Linked DNA regions of Homo sapiens: region 2 is linked to region 1. A link is a loop called in an ENCODE intact Hi-C map of the cell type or tissue named here. Cell type or tissue: MCF 10A. All regions are shown on one strand. Links, peaks and the distances in the headings refer to the core of each region. The heading gives the core; the rest is flanking DNA.

Region 1 (8,337 bases), core at 155-8,154:
TCAAAGTATAATTATTTTTAAAATAATTTTTGAAGGGTTTGCTGAGTCAAAGTCAACTAGGAGATGCCCCAGAGAATGAGATAAGCCTGAGAGTTAACAGCTCCTACATAATAATTTAATATCCCTGCACGGGGTGCCTGGTAAAAATATTCAAGAAAGAAAAGTATCTGAATGTGGTGACTTACCAGCATGTATTGAAATATCAATTATGCTGTGATCCCGGTAAAATACTTGAAAGAGGGATGTACAATAAGGGACTCTCAAGCAACTTCCTCTGACTCTAAATACTTAAAACACCTGAGCTCTTCCCAGAAAAAGAGGGTACCAAATACTGATGTCCACCAGTGCTTTTGATCTCAGATTTTAACATGGCTGATATTAAAAGCTGATTCCTTGTGATTCAGCTCTGTGCTCAGATATCACCTAATCATAGAGGTGATGTCTTCCCTGACCTCTCAGTCTCTAGTGGCCAGCAGTTATGCTCTGCCATATCACTTTAGCAGCACCTTAATCTAGCTGGCATTTTTTCCAACACTTGCAGAATCAGCATTACCTCACTATCTCAAAACAGTCAGAACCAACTTCATTGTTCCCCATCCTTAGAAGTTTGCTTCTCAGAACTCAGAGGCACAAGGGCCAGTCAAGCATCCCCTCGCCTCAGAAGTCTGAGTTTCAGTTTGAGGGCCCCTCTTCTAAATTTCCAAGTCTGTCCCTTTGCTCACTGAACCCTTGGGGTTGTATCTGGTTTTTGCAGTAACTGCCTCCTCAGTACCTTAGAATTCTCTCTTTACCTTTTCACTACTTAATTACTTATCTAGTTAACAATTCTGTACGTACCTATATCTATAGAAAGGGGAGTTGGGGCCTGCAGCTGAGTCTGTGCAAGGGAGATGTTTGGCTGAGAGAGGGAAGCCATGTAATCAAAGGGAGTAAATACAAATTATGACTGAGGAGGGAAGCCAGGCTCAGGGCCAGAGAGCTGCTTAAGTGTCAGGACAGGCAGCAACTGCTAGTCTATAAATAGGTAATGAGCCCAAGGGTCAAAGGTTTGGATAATCAAGAACAGGTCAATCAGTGCAGTATGAAGTAGGTCCAGGAGAAGGATGGAGAGGTGGGGCTGTGCATGTGGCGTGCTGAGAGTTTGTTCTTAATTGCCCTGTGGCACAGGGGCAGTGGGCTTAGATAGCTCACTCTGAACTGAATCCACTGATACCACTGCCCCTCCTTGTTTGTTCAGCCCAACCTCTCCATTTGTGAGCCAATATTGATTTAGACAGGATGTGAAAGACCTCCCAGAATGAACTCTCTTCCTCTCTGGACTTCCAAATATTGACCATGATCTTGATTTCCTGCCTCTGATTTCTTTCCCTCCTTTGTGAACCATTGACTGAACTAGAAGCTCTGTGTTCCATGTGTGTGTTGCTATTTCTGTTAAGCCCTTCCCCAGAGCCTGGACCACATGTCAATGTGCAGTTCTAAGGACAGCCACTGTCACTCTGCCTCACCTACCCTCCCCTACTTATCTGTTAATGCAAGTAAAATAAAACATACAGGTAGGAAGCACTGACCAGGATGGAGTGGGGTGGGAAAGTCCCGGAGTTAAAGAGCAGTGAAAGTCCATTATGGAGATTTAGGCAGGAGGTAATTATAGATCTCAACTAGGCCAATGCAATTCAAATGAATAGAAATACATTGATGTGATGGAGGTCATAAACGTGGAATTTATAGCCTTCGAAATTGATTAACTGTGGTAAATGAGGTAAATATAATAATTCCAAGATTGTGTCATTTATAGCAACTGAAACATGAAAACAAGACATTGGTTTTATAGGAGATGATAAAGAATTTTAGTTTTAGGTTCCATGAGATTTGAAATCTAGGGGAAAATATTTGGGACAGAGTGTAAATAGTAATTCAGGAGGAAATGTCTAGTGTTAGTTAGAAATTAAGGAATGGGGTTCCAGTGAGAGTCTAGAATAAGAGATGAAGGCTTGGGACTCCCTACACAGAAGCAACCGTTGATACTCAATGGATGGATGACACTTTGGAGTAAAGAATTATAAAGAAAAGCAGAAGAATGAGGACTGAACTGTGAAGAAACCATCTCATTTAGGGAGGAACAAAATGAACTTGAGAAAAGAGACCTACAACAAAAGCCAGTATACCTGGAGTGGGCTGACATAGAAATCCAAGAGGACTTATAGGAAGAAAGGGAGGTCAGCAGTAACAAAAGTGTAGGGATGTCAAGAAAGATAGAAACTCAGAAAATGGCCGGGCACGGTGGCTCACACCTGTAATCCCAACACTTTGGGAGGCCAAGGCAGGCAGATCACCTGAGGTCAGGAGTTGGAGACCAGCCTGACCAACATGGAGAAACCTCATCTCTACTAAAAATACAAAATTAGCCGGACATGGTGGCACAAGCCTATAATCTTAGCTACTCGGGAGGCTGAGGCAGGAGAATCGCTTGAACCTGGGAGGCAGAGGGTGCAGTGAGCCAAGATTGCGCCATTGTACTCCAGCCTGGACAACAAGAGCGAAACTCTGTCTCAAAAAAAAAAAAAAAAAAAAAAACCCTCAGGAAAAAAAAAGTGAATTTAGCTATTACTGAGTGTAAGCAAGTTCTTTTGATTCACCTAAGAGATGTCTACCCAGGGTCATTTAAAAAGTCACAAATAGAGAATATATTTCAATAACAAAAAAGGTTACTACCAAATTTGAACCTCATGTTTACACTTTTATTTAGAAAATTAAGTTGACATCAACACTTACCAAGTACTTAAATGCACACTGTTCCTTCAATATTAGTAGAGAGATTCACTGTCAATGGAGATGCATTAGCTTGATAAATGTACACAGTATTTTTTGTATTTCTATGATATCTAAACTATTCTTGTTCTAGTATATGCTTTTATCATCACAATATAACATAATTCCCAGTAAGAATCTTAACTAATTCATAAGTAAACAAAGCACTCACTTTCAAATATCCTATTTTCTGACTGTTTTAATCACATTTTAGCATTCTTTTTTTTTTTTTTTTTTTTTTTTTTGAGATGGAGTCTCGCCCTGTCGCCCAGGCTGGAGTGGAGTGGCACGGTCTCAGCTCACAGCAGCCTCCACCTCACAGGTTCCAGCAATTCTTCTGCCTCAGCCTCCTGGGTAGATGGGATTACAGGCATATGCCACCATGCCCAGGTACTTTTTGTATTTTTAATAGAGACGGGGTTTCACCATGTTAGCCATGCTGGTCTTGAACTCCTGACCTCAGTTGATCTGCCTGCCTCAGCCTCCCAAATTGTTAGGATTACAGGCGTGAGCCACTGTGCCCGGCCAGCATTTTTTTTTCTTTTTTTGGAGACGGAGTCTTGCTCTGTTGCCCAGGTTGGAGTGCAGTGGTGTGATCTCGACTCACTGCAACTTCCACCTCCCAGGTTCAAGCGATTCTCCTGCCTTGGCCTCCTGAGTAGCTGGTATTACAGATGTGCACCACCACACCTGGCTACTTTTTGTATTTTTAGTAGAGACGGGGTTTCACCATGTTGGTCAGGATGGTCTTGAACTCCTGAGGTCATGATCTGCTTGCCTCGGCCTCCCAAAGTGCTGGGATTACAGGCATGAGCCACTGTGCCCGGCCAGCATTCTTTATTTAATAACTATTTGCCTGGAAATATGCTAGTCTATAAAGAGCTGTTTTATGAACTATATATAAAACTGTTTTCTAAGTTTATGCACTTATATAAATCCTGGTAAGACATACCATTGCTGACCTAATAAACATATATGTGAGGTTGTAAGAAAACAACAAATCCCTTGTTCCCTAGTATATATACACGTGCACACACAGACATGTGCTGTAGAAGTTGTAATATGATCCAGCACTTATCAATAAATAATATTTTCTACATCATGGAGAGCTAGCTTAAGTACTTTATATAGAGAGAATTTACATACAGTATCACAGATAGAGGACAGATATGTAATTACAGAAAAGGCTATTGGTACAATTAAGCCTCATGTATAACACTAGTACGTTTCTTTTTCTTTTTTTTTTGAGACGAAGTCTTGCTCTGTCGCCCAGGCTGGAGTGCAGTGGCGCGATCTCGGCTCACTGCAAGCTGCGCCTCCCAGGTTCACACCATTCTCCTGCCTCAGCCTCCCGAGTGGCTGGAACTACAGGCGCCTGCCACCATGCCTGGCTAATTTTTTGTATTTTTTAGTAGAGACGGGGTTTCACCATGTTAGCCAGGATGGTCTCTATCTCCTGACCTTGTGACTCACCCACCTCAGCCTCCCAAAGTGCTGGGATTACAGGCGTGAGCCACCGCACCCGGCCCTAACAGCAGTATGTTTCTAATTAAATTATTTAGTTCAATTCAACAATTACTTACTAAGTTAAACCTGATAATGTCTAAAGTTTTCCGATGCTCATATTTTATAAAACCTTACTTCCCAAAGAGCATGGACATAATGTTCCCAGAATCTCTTCTTTGAAAGAAGTCATGGTGTTTTTCCACTGCTAAGAAGACTAGGCCAGGTGTGGTGGCTCACACCTGTATCCTAGCACTTTGGGAGGCCTAGGCAGGCGGATCAGCTGGAGGTCAGGAGTTTGAGACCAGCCTAGTCAACATGGTGAAACCCCCGTCTCTACTAAAAACGCAAAAATTAGCCATACGGGGTGGCGGGCGCCTGTAATCCCAGCTACTCGGGAGGCTGAGGCAGGAGAAGGGTGTTAACCCGGGAGGCGGAGCTTGCAGTGAGCCGAGATCGCGCCACTGCACTCCAGCCTGGGCGACAGACCGAGACTCCGTCTTAAAAAAAAAAAAAAAAAAAAAAAAAAAAAAAAGATGGAAAAAAAGAAGAAGAGTAGTCTCTGTCAATTATCACATTTATATTCTTCGTAGATTATACACTCTGCTTTTTATATCCAAGGAAATTCTGAGTCAGATGCACCAGTTCGGTTTCATTAATGTTAAATTAGCTGATTCCAGCATCAGTCAGAGATTGAAATGTCTTCAACTTTCCCTTCCAGAAGGTTAAAAGAGCGCCATCTAGTGGATTTTTAAATATAAAATCCTTCCAAATCTGTATTCAAATTGAACTACTGTAATCATCGGTTTTAAAAGAAAACTTTCATTTTAAATGACAGTGATTATAAATCAATTATATATTTTATAAAATGAATCCTAAACATCCTTTCAACTAAACTTCAGATTTGAAAATCAAACTTAGTAATGTTAGCTTATGACATTTTTAACCACATATTTTTACTACTGAATTGGTTTCTCTTCTATTTGAATGTTAATTATGGCATACTAAAGATTTTCTTGCTTTTCATATCCTTTTAAGAAAGACTCAGTTGATTGCAGCTTTGTGGTATTGAAAACAAGTTTGGCTTTGTTTTTTTCTCAACATTATACTGTTAATGGACCAATTCTTAAACAAAGAAGGTTTAATTCTACTCACTGGCTATGTCAGACATTTGAGCTGGTCTATGAGGAAGTATAGAATTTGAATTTGTCCTTTAGTGTCCGTGGTCAATACAAACTGTTTGATTTTTTCTCTAATTGCATAAAATTCATCAATGCATTTGGAATGAAAAGAACAACATGAGGACTGCCTCAGCCTTAACTACTGACACCTCATCATCAGACTAGCGGGCCTGTAGACAATGTGAGTAGTAAAATTAAGTCGGCGTCTCTATGCAATCCTGCAAATGCATTTAAAAAATGGATAGCAATGGTCAGGCAACCATATGGGTTGATGGGAATACAAGTTCATAACTTCCAGCTAGATTGTCTTTTCACTCTTGTTTATTCTCTTCATTATTTTTCTATTTTGTTCCTTTTAGCTTGTATTCCTCAAATTCCCCCAAATGATCCCTCTTCACATTGAGATCGCTCTTCAAATACCTCCTAATTGAAGCAGCTTTCCTTAACTATATTCTCAAAAATAACACTATCCCTGTATCCCTCCTCTACTCCTTAGTATTCTTTTTCTACTCTGCTTATTTCTTACAGTACTTATCACTACTTATTTGCTTGTTTTCTGTCTCCCTCTGTAATAATTTCACCATTGATTCCATTATTTTACCTCTCTCTGTATCTGGTCATTTAACTTTGCAGCATTCCCCTATTGTGAGGGGGGCATTCCGCCTCATTCTTTGATTCTGCGTTCGTTCATGTGACTTGCTTAGGCCAATAACACATTAGCTGCTGTGATGCAAACAGAGCTTGGAAAGCACCTGCACAGTTAGTCTTTCTGTCTCCCTCTGGGCCATTGCAATGGAAACATGCCTGGCCTAGGCTGCTAGGCAATGAATGATACGTGGAGCAGTGCCAAGTCACCAAGATTGCCCCAGTCTCTTTGATTGGCCTAACCTGCCCCTTATGTTTTTCTTTTCTTTTCTTTTCTTTTTTTTTTTTTTGAGACGGAGTCTCACTCTGTCGCCCAGGCTGGAGTGCAGTGGCACAATCTCGGCTCACTGCAAGCTCCGCCTCCCGGGTTCACGCCATTCTCCTGCCTCAGCCTCCCAAGTAGCTGGGACTACAGGTGCCCGCCACCACGCCTGGCTAATTTTTTATATTTTTAGTAGAGACGGGGTTCCACTGTGGTCTCGATCTCCTGACCTCATGATCCGCCCGCCTCGGCCTCCCAAAGTGCCCTTATGTTTTAAGAATTCTAATAATGAGGTTTGTTTTTTTTTTAAAGGACACTGCATTTGGAGGTGGTTTGTTATATAGCAATAACTAGTTAGTACACCCTCTCATAGAATACAAACTCCCTGAGTGCCAGGAGTTTGTATTTTCTTTATTGCTACATCCCTAGCACCAAGCACCGTGCCTGAAGTAGATATATGTTGAATAAACAAATCGGATGAGGCAGGTAAGCCATATATTAGAGCTTAAGTAATAACTTTTCTGACCATCTGTCTTTTTATAGGGATAGATTCTTTAACATGGAGAGAAATGGGTAGGCTACTTATCCAACAGGCAATTCTCCAAAAATATTTTTTTTATCTCATTCAAGCTTTTGATAAGTATTAAGGAGTAGTGAGTTCAAGGTTACATATTTTACCAAGTGTTTTAAGTGTAACTATTTAAAGTGTGCAGCAAATTGCTGTAATGATCAACTCTAATGAGATGGCATTACAACTGGCTTCCTTTTTAGGATCACTGAGTAGCTCAACAATGAAATATATGAAAGCCAGTTCACCTCCATATAGAGGTGGGCTCAGGTATACCTTGTGACCAACAGGTCAGTTTGAGGTAGTTCTGAATTCAAGATGATGAGTAAGTTAGACATCAAAGTTCTGTGTCAAAGAGCATGGCTACAATATTTTTTAGATTGAAATTAAGAGAAAAAAATGTTGCCTTAGTCAATTTTCTGCAGCTATAACAGAATACCACAGATTGGGTAATTTATAAAGAACAGAAGATTATTTGGCTCACAGTTCTAGAGGCTGAGAAGTCCAAGAGCAAGGCACCAATGTCTGATGAAGGTCAACCCATGGCAGAAAGCATCACGTAGCGAGTCCACCAGACAGAAAGATAAAATAAAGATAAATAAAATAAAAAATAAAATAAACTAAAATAGGGTCCGCATTTAATCCTTTTGTCTGGAGCCCTCTCTCAAGGTAACCTACCCACTCTCTCAATAATAGCATTAATCCATTCATGAGAGCTCTGCCCTCATGACCCAGTCACCACTCAAAGGTCTCACCTCTCAGTCTGTCACAAATGGCAATTAAATTTCAACATGAGTTTCAAACGGGATATTCAAACCATAGCAGAGGTATTACCAAATTGTCACACAAGTTGTTTTTTTAAAATGTAGTAAAAAGTACTGACTAGGCACAGTAGCTCACGGATGTAATCCCAGCACTTTAGGAGGCCAAGGCAGATGGATGGCTTGAGGCCAGGAGTTCGAGGACAGCCTGGCCAACCTGGCAAGACCCTGTCTTTACTACTAAAAATACAAAAATTAGCCAGGTGTGGTGGCACATACCTGTAATCCCAGATACTTGGGAGGATGAGGCACAAGAATCACTTGAGTCTGGGAGGTGAAGGTTGCAGTGAGCCGAGGTCACGCCACTGCACTCCATCCTGGGCGATTGACTGAGACTCTGTCTCAAAAAAAAAAAAAAAAAAAAAGAAAAGAAAAGAAAAGAAATTTAATTGTCATTGTAACAGCGTTAGGAGGTGGGGCTGCCTTTAAGAGGTTATTAGGCCATGAAGGCTCCACCTTCATGAGTAGGTTTAATGCTTTAATAAAAAGTCTTTCAGTTGGGCTCTCTCTCTCTCATATGCCCTCTCACCTTCCACCATAAGTTGACAC
Region 2 (8,337 bases), core at 61-8,060, 500 kb after region 1:
CCAGTTGGAAGTCAGCTTAGACTGGACTGTGGGTCTGCCCTGATCCTGCCTGAGCCAATGAAAACAACATTCGAGGCTGGGCATGGCGGCTCATGCCTGTAACCCCAGCACTTTGGGAGGCTAACGTGGGTGGATCACCTGAGGTCAGGAGTTCAAGACTAGCCTGGGCAACATGGTGAAAACTTGTCTCTACTAAAAATACAAAAATTAGCTGGGTGTGGTGGCCCGCAGCTGTGATCCCAGCTACTCAGGAGGCTGAGGCAGGAGAATCACTTGAACCCAGGAGGCGGAGGTTGCAGTGAGCCGAGATCACGCCACTGCACTCCAGCCTGGGTGACAAGAGTGAAACTTCATCTCAAAAAAAAAAGAAAAAGGAAAAGAAAAGAACATTCTTGAGAGGGTGGTGGTGGTGTGACCTTGTACTGTGTGTGATCTTGTACACAGTGTGATCACTGTGTGGAGGGACAAGGTGGTATAGGTGTTCTGTGGGTGCAGTGACCCCATGGACAGTAGTAGATTTGAGTCATTTTGTAATATCCCACCTGTTATGCACTGAATTGTGTCTCTCCAAATCCATATATGTTGAAGTCCTATCTTCTATTTGGAGATGGTTTCTTTAAAATGAATTCATTAGGGTAGGCCCTAATCCAGTAGGATTGGTGTCTTTATGAGGAAAAGAGATTAGGACATGCACACACACAGAGGGATGACTGTGAAAACAGAGAGAGAAGATGGCCATCTTCAAGTCCAGGAGAGAGGCCTCAGAAGAAACCAACCCTGATGACATCTTGATCTCAGACTTCCAACCTCCAGAATTGTGAGCGAGTAAATTTCTGTTGGTGAAGTTACTGTGTGCGATACTTTGCTATGGAAGCCCTCCAAACGACGATGCCTCCCAAGGTGAGAAGTCCCCAGCCAGAGGCAGTGCCAGGAGCTGAGGACAAAAGGAAGATGTGGAATGAAGCCGGTCCTCCTGTATCAGTGAAGTGTACAGTGGGGAGGCCCCACAGGCCCTCAAGGAACTCCTACAAGTTTCCAACAGAGGGAGGGGCTCCCAGAGTTCAGGCTGGGAAGAGGAGTGAGAGAATGATCCAGGCCTCTCTCCAGCTTCCACCTCACCCTCCCACCCAGGCCCTTTTCACAGATCAGAATCCTGGGGTAAGAGGAGGAATGGGAGAACCCTTCCTATCCCAAATTCCCTGAAGCACAGCTTTGGTTGGCCCAGGTAGGAGAGTGAAGGAGATAGAATTTTTAGATGAGAAACTGGATGTTTTAAACTAGATTAGATTTTAGTAATTGAAAGTAACAAGATAGCATGATGTAGGGAAGGAAGATTCAGCATAGCACAGTTGGGAAAATCAGAGATCTGAGAAATTTTTAATTATTTCGTGTTTGCATGATCATCAAATTCAGACTGTTTTTGAAAACCCTCCAGTTTTGTTTTTGTATTTTTACAGTAAACATCTTTTTACATATATCTTGGTATATACCTGTGAGTATTCTGCACTATATATTCTTAGAACAGCTGGTCAAAGGCTATGTGTATTTAAAATTTTGATGACTACAACCAAAAACTGTACCTCAATTTATATTCCTTATAGAAACACATTTGGGTGTACCACTTGCACCAATATGAGAGCTTCACAGTTTTAAATATATATTCAACTTTAAGAAAATGAAATGTTATTTAAGTTGTTAGACTCTAGGACAGCGGTTGTCAAACCTCCCCCTACGCTACCCACCAAGCCCAATCCAGTCAGCCACCTATTTTTGTCCATAAAGTTTTATTGGAACACAGCCATACCTATGCATTTACATATTGTCTATAGCTACGTTTGTGCTAGGACAACAGAGCTCAGTTGTTGCCACAGAAACTGTAGAGCATGTAAAGCCCAACATATTCAGTATCTAGCCCTTCCAGAAACACTGTGCTGATTCCACCTCCAGAAAAGTCAAAGGCAACCCTCCCATGTCCTGCAGATTAGCAAATATAACTGCTGAGCAGCAGTTGAAGGAATATCTTATCTATGTGTGTTCCTGTGGTTCATATTTCTGGTGCCAGCTTGTCCAAGGCATTTGGATGACTTCACACTCTTGAACTACTTGGGGCAGGAAGTCAGACTGCAAGAGTGCAGCTTTGCATTGCACTGTGGGGAAGGGGACCCTTTGTGAGCTTATCTTATGGGCAGGAGGGTGGGGCAGGCAGGCAGTCTTCCCAAAGTGTAAATCCCAGGAGATGCTGAGCAGGTGAAATGGGGGCTGCAGATGGCAGGAGCCTATGCTGCCAGCCCAGCCAGTTCTGCTGCTCACTTGGGCGTCCTGCAGATGCTGGCATCCCTGGCATTGAAGATTGTCTCCAATTCTGAAGAAAAACAATGGTCTACTTTTCCCCCTTCCCTTCGGAAGAACCTCATTCTTTCAAATTCACTCCCAGTTGCTCCTAATATTATCAAAGAGCTTTTACTGTTGGAGGAGAGAGCACAATATGTGCCACACCAGAGAGTGACCGTTGCCTAATTGGGTTCACAGTGATGACTTCTTTGTAAAACACTCCCATAAGCATCACCTATATTTCTAAATTATGTTTTGACAAAAGCTAAACTTCTTATCAAAAGGAATTTGTTGGAAGAGAATTTTCTTTTTTTTTGTGACAGAGTTTCGCTCTTGTTGCCCAGGCTGGAGTGTAATGATGCGATCTTGGCTCACCCCAACCTCTGCTTCCTGGGTTCAAGTGATTCTCCTTTCTCAGCCTCCCAAGTACCCGGGATTACAGGCATGCACCACCACAGCCGGCTAATTTTGTATTTTTAATAGAGACAGGGTTTCTCCATGTTGGTCAGGCTGATCTCTGTAGGGTCCAGCCCCACAGGGTCAGTGGGTTTTTCTCCCTGTGTGCGGAGACGAGAGATTGCAGAAATAAAGACACAAGACAAAGAGATAAAAGAAAAGACAGCTGGGCCCGGGGGACCACTACCACCAAGACGCGGAGACTGGTAGTGGCCCTGAATGCAAGGCTGCACTGTTATTTATTGGATACAAGGCAAAAGGGGCAGGATAAGGAGTGTGAGTCATCTCCAATGATTGACAAGGTCACATGAGTCACGTGTCCACTGGACAGGGGGCCCTTCCCTGCCTGGCAGCCAAGGCAGAGAGAGAGGGAGAGAGAGAGGACAGCTTACGCCATTATTTCTGCATATCAGAGACTTTTAGTACTTTCACTAATTTTGCTACTGCTATCTAAAAGGCAGAGCCTGGTGTACAGGATGGAACATGAAAGCGGACTAGGAGCGTGGCCAATGAAGCACAGCATCACAGGGAGATGGTTAGGCCTCCGGATAACTGCGGGCAAGCCTGACTGATGTCAGGCCCTCCACAAGAGGTGGAGGAGTAGAGTCTTCTCTAAACTTCCCCGGGGAAAGAGAGACTCCCTTTCCAGGTCTGCTAAGTAGCGGGTGTTTTCCCTTGGCACTGACACTACCGCTAGACCACGGTCCGCTTGGCAACGGGTGTCTTCCAAGGCCCTGGCATTACCGCTAGACCAAGGAGCCCTCTGGTGGCCCTGTCCGGGCATAACAGAAGGCTCACACTCTTGTCTTCTGGTCACTTCTCACTATGTCCCCTCAGCTCCTATCACTGTATGGCCTGGTTTTTCCTAGGTTATGATTATAGAGTGAAGATTCTTATAATATTGGAATAAAGAGTAATTGCTACGAACTAATGATTAATGATATTCATATATAATCATGTCTATGATCTAGATCTAGTATAATTCTTGTTGTTTTATATATTTTATTATACTGAAACAGCTCGTGCCCTCAGTCTTTTGCCTTGGCACCTAGGTGGCTTGCCGCCCACAGATCTCGAACTCCTGACCTCAGGTGATCTGCCCACCTCAGCCTCCCAAAGTGCAGGGATTACAGGTGTGAGCCACCACGCCTGGCCTGGAAGATAATTTTTATGGTCAAGTTTCACTATGTGGTGAGACATTCTGAGGAGCACTTTACCCAAAGGGCAGGGCACCTTCACGTGTCTAAATCTGTGTTGTTCAATAGTGACTCATTCATCTCCACCATGTGCTGAGCCCTGTGCTAAGCACTGGGTGTGCTTGTCCCCCAGGAGATTCATGTGTGTGTGGAGAGGGTGGCAGTGGGGAGGAGTGGGGGCAGACACATTTCAAACAGGAAATCATAGGAACATGGCAGCATCCACGTGAGGTAAGCACAGGGTGCTATGGGACATGACCCGACTCTGTGGGGAGGAGGTGAGGTCCCAGGTCCCCACTCTGTGGGATGGAGGTGAGGTCCCAGGACCTTACTCTGTGGGGTGGAGGTGAGGTCCCAGATCCCGATTCTGTGGGATGGAGGCGAGGTTCCAGGATGGAGATGTCCACACTGAGTAGTACAGGACAGCAAGATTGGCAAGGCTAAGTGGGGAGTGGGGAATGAGAAAGGAGGCTTGAGTCTGGGCTTAGGGGCCAGGTCAAGAGGGCCTTGTGAGCCCTTCTCTGAAGCCAAATTCTTTCCCTGAAGTGGTGAATTGAAAGGATTTAAACACAAGAAGGTGGTGTCAAGGTTAAGATGAAGAAGGATATTAGTTATAATTTGGAGGAGGTAGGGATGACGATCGTAAACAGAAAGGTGGTGATGTTTCTGCATGAAAAAAATGAACTTGAACTAAGGCTTTTGTAGTGAGAATGGAGTGGAGAGGATGACATAAATTTATAGGATTGGATGGCCAACTGGATGAGGAAGAAATGGTGGGAAAGAAAAGAAAGTAAGAGTGAATGCCAGTTTGGGAGCTTGAGTGCCCAGGTGATATGTAGAGACATTCACTAGGATGAGGAATGTATTAGTTAGCTATTGCTGTATAATAAATAATCTCGGCCAGGTGCAATGGCTCATGCCTGTAATCCCAGCACTTTGGGAGGCCGAAGTGGGAGGATCACTTGAGCCTGGGAGTTGGAGACCAGCCTGACCAACATGGTGAAACCCCATCTCTCCTAAAAATTAGCTCGGCATGGTGGTGCACGTCTGTAATCCCAGCTACTCGGGAGGCTGAGGCAGGAGAATCACTTGAACGCAGGAGATGGAGACTGGAGTGAGCCGAGATCGCTCCATTGCGCTCCAGCCTGGGCAATACAGCAAGACCCTGTCTCAAAAAATAAATGAATAAAATAAATAATATCAAAGTTTAGCAGCTTAAAACAACAAACATTGATTATTTCCCAGTGTTTGTAATAGGAATTCAAGAGTGTATTAGCTAGATGGTTCTGGCTTAAGGTATCTTGTTAAGTTGCCATCAAGACATTAGCCAGGCTGCAGGATCTGCCTCCAAGATGGCTCGTTCACATGGCTGTTGGCAGAAGGCTTCAGTTCCTTCCTGGATTTTCACAGGAAGCCTCAGTTCCTTGCCACATGGACTCTCCACAGGGCTGCTTGACTGTCCTTACAACAGGGTAGCTGGTTTCTCCCAGACTGAGAGACCCAAGAGAGAACAAAGCACACAGTGCTTTTTAGGACCTAGCCTTAGAAGTCACCTACCATCCATTCCACCTTATTCTGTTCTTTAGAAGCAAATCATCAGTCCACACTTAAGGGACGGGAAATTAGGCTCCACCTTTTGAAAAGAGTGTCAAAGAATTCATGGACACTTTTCAAAGTCGTCACAGAGAAGGTAGGATGTAGCGGATCTGCGTAGAGGAAGATGTGGGATTAGGTTTTGAACATGTTCAGTTTGAGATCCCTTTGAGCCATCCTGGTTGTGAACTGTAAACTCACTTCCTAAATAAGTATATGCCCCTCTCCAATGTGAGATTATGCCATCTAATTTAATCTTCTCCACAACAAACAAATCTATTCATAGATCTTAAGGTTATAGGAAAAATATTAAAAGAAGCTAGCAAATAGCCTGCAGGCAAGAGGTAGAATTCTCCATGCATCCATCATTCACAGCCAAGGAGTTAATTATTCTCTGAAAAGCAAAGAGGTTGAAATGATAAAAATGTAGGCTTTCCTTCTATTCCTGCTCAGCGTTCCTCAAATTTTCATGTTTAAGCCTCACTGTAAAAAGAAAAAAAAATTGACATGCAAAACCATGTACACTCTATTCAGGGAACAATTCAAGAAAATGTTTGAGGATCATTGAGCTACAAGTGATTTTTTTGCTCCCTGCAGAATTTTAGAATCTGACCCTGGGTAAGGAGGCTGCGTCGTGTCCCCCACCTCTGAGAACCTGAGAATGTTTAGCTGTGGTTTCTGCAGTTTTGCACATTCCCTAAAGAAGGTGTCTGGGCGAGTGCTCGGCGCTTATCTTCCTACTGTGTGCAGTCAGTTTCCAGCTCTCACCTCCCTCCTTCATCTCTCTTCAGCTGGCTGGCTTCTAAGATGCTTCTCCCTGCCTGGCCACAGTGCTTACCTGTTCTAGGATGAGAGAGGCCCAGCTGGGTTAGCGAACTGTTGCTAAAGAGCGTTATTTCATGGGCTTGACCCCAGCTTCCTATTGTAGCATTTCCTGTCTTGGGATTAGCTTGATTAGGCAAAGTGTGAAGCTCAGTGCTGCTTCAGTCTCACCTCCTACTTTGAGTAATTTGATAAGTACTCTGTGGTTCACAGGGTGCCATGTACTGCTGGCTTAAATGGAGCAGCCTACTTTATCAGACAAGAACCCTCAAATGGCAGTCCTCCAGCCCATAGGCTAATTGATATTCTTAACGAGGGAAGGCAAGCACCTCATGAAAGGTTTTGTTTGTGTTTTCTTTTTTCTTTTTATCTCTGTTTCTAGAGACAGCAACCTTATCAGTCCAGCAGATCTTAATAGACTAGAAAGAAGCCAGGAGAGTATTAAGGAACTCTTAACACAAGAGATATTTCTCTTTATGTAATCATTTTCCCAAAATATATCAGCATAACCGTCAGTATTTTTCTAAAGAACAATGGACCCCATGTCATGACCTGCTACTTTACTTTTTATGGAGGTATATATTTCAGTGGCCAATCTTGTAAAAGTGGTTATTCCTGAAAAGGGGTGCCACCTGCTGCTGGATATCCGTGTCTGTCAGGAAACATTACCATCTAGAAATGCTACTGGTATGTGTGTGCCAGCTCTTGGCTCACTGCTCATTTCCTGTTAAAAAGAACCTAATCTCAGGCAAAGCTAATCCTACAACAACAGTCAAATCCCTCCAGATTCAGATACGTTGAAAAAATACAAAATGCAGAATGGGCTTAATTTTGTACCTGTTCTAAAGGCAAGAAGGTGCATTTATGTCCAAAAGTTCTGCATTTGTTGTCCTTCATTCTCTGTCACATACTGCAATTAGCCTTCCATATGAAGAAATGTAAGTATCAGAAACACACAATCTACGAATATACGTGGGCTTCATTCTCAAATTGGAGACTTCCATTTCTATCACCGTTCTTTCTCCATTTGGTGGTATTCAGGATCATTAGAGAAGGTGCAAAGATTTAGCATAAATAGCATCAAGTCACCTAAGAGCATGTTTCTTTTTATAACTTCCTGGGCTGAGTTGAATGCTTAGCTAATTCAGTTCATCTTATTTCCTAAAATCTGAACTTAAGGCTATTTATTTTCCTCTAGGAACTTCTTTAGCTGCTTTCACAAGTTTGGATGTGCAGGGCTTTATTGTTTGGTTACTTACACGTGTGTTTTTTAGTCTCCAAACTGTGATTGGAGACTTTTTGTGATTGATAACTAGAGGTATGGCCCCGAAGTCAGAGAATATAGTACATGTGATGTTGACTTTTGGTATTTTATGAGACATCACGTATGGTAAGTTTTGGTGAGTTCAAAAAAAAAAAACTGTGTTTTTATTGACTGCAGATCTCTCCATTAGATCAAGCTATATTACTGCATTGTTCAGATCTGCCATATTCTTATATATTTCTTTTCAAATTAATTTATAAATTCTTGAGAGGTATACTCAGATTTTACCCCATGAAATTTATTTTGCCTTATAATGTATTTTCAATTTTTGTTTTACATATTTTGAGGCTATGTTGTTAAGAACACATTGGCTCTCAATTATTACATCTTCTGAAGAATTATTCCTTGTATCACTAAATAATAACTTTCTTTAGCCTTAATAATGCCTTTTCTGAAGTCTGTTTTGCTGGGCATTAATACTGTAATGCTGGCCAGGTGCAGTGGCTCATGCCTGTAATCCCAGCACTTTGGGAGGCTGAGGCAGGCAGATCACCTGAGGTCAGGAGTTTGAGACCAGGCTGGCCAACATGGTGAAACCCCATCTCTATTAAAAATACAAAACTTAGCTGGGCATGGTGGCAGGTGCCTGTAATCCTAGCTACTTGGGAGGCTGAG

Evidence for each region. A loop is a pair of places that touch in the nucleus more often than their neighbours do. Peaks named below come from ENCODE experiments on the same cell type or tissue, not always from the same donor. Only the 100,000 strongest peaks of a DNase experiment are listed, where the experiment ranks them.
Region 2: a loop joins it to region 1, with 5 times the contacts of the local background. A loop is called at or near these places in 4 of 110 quality-filtered maps.

Annotation. Positions count from the first base shown.
Region 1 is chr9:77,164,269-77,172,605 of GRCh38, reverse strand. No RefSeq gene overlaps it. Among named protein-coding and RNA genes, the nearest start is that of VPS13A, 9.1 kb to the left of the region's middle. RefSeq lists an enhancer at 1,239-1,533 and a silencer at 1,239-1,533. In MCF 10A, for the core only: a CTCF peak has its summit at 5,034 (motif pointing left); no DNase peak of the experiment used is centred there.
Region 2 is chr9:76,661,357-76,669,693 of GRCh38, reverse strand. The region is part of intron 9 of PRUNE2 (prune homolog 2 with BCH domain); the gene reads left to right. LOC105376095 (a long non-coding RNA gene) reads right to left here. Exons shown (of 12, transcript XR_007061586.1): 12 at 5,155-6,059. Among named protein-coding and RNA genes, the nearest start is that of PCA3, 99 kb to the left of the region's middle. In MCF 10A, for the core only: a CTCF peak has its summit at 3,551 (motif pointing left); a DNase peak (open chromatin) is centred at 3,503.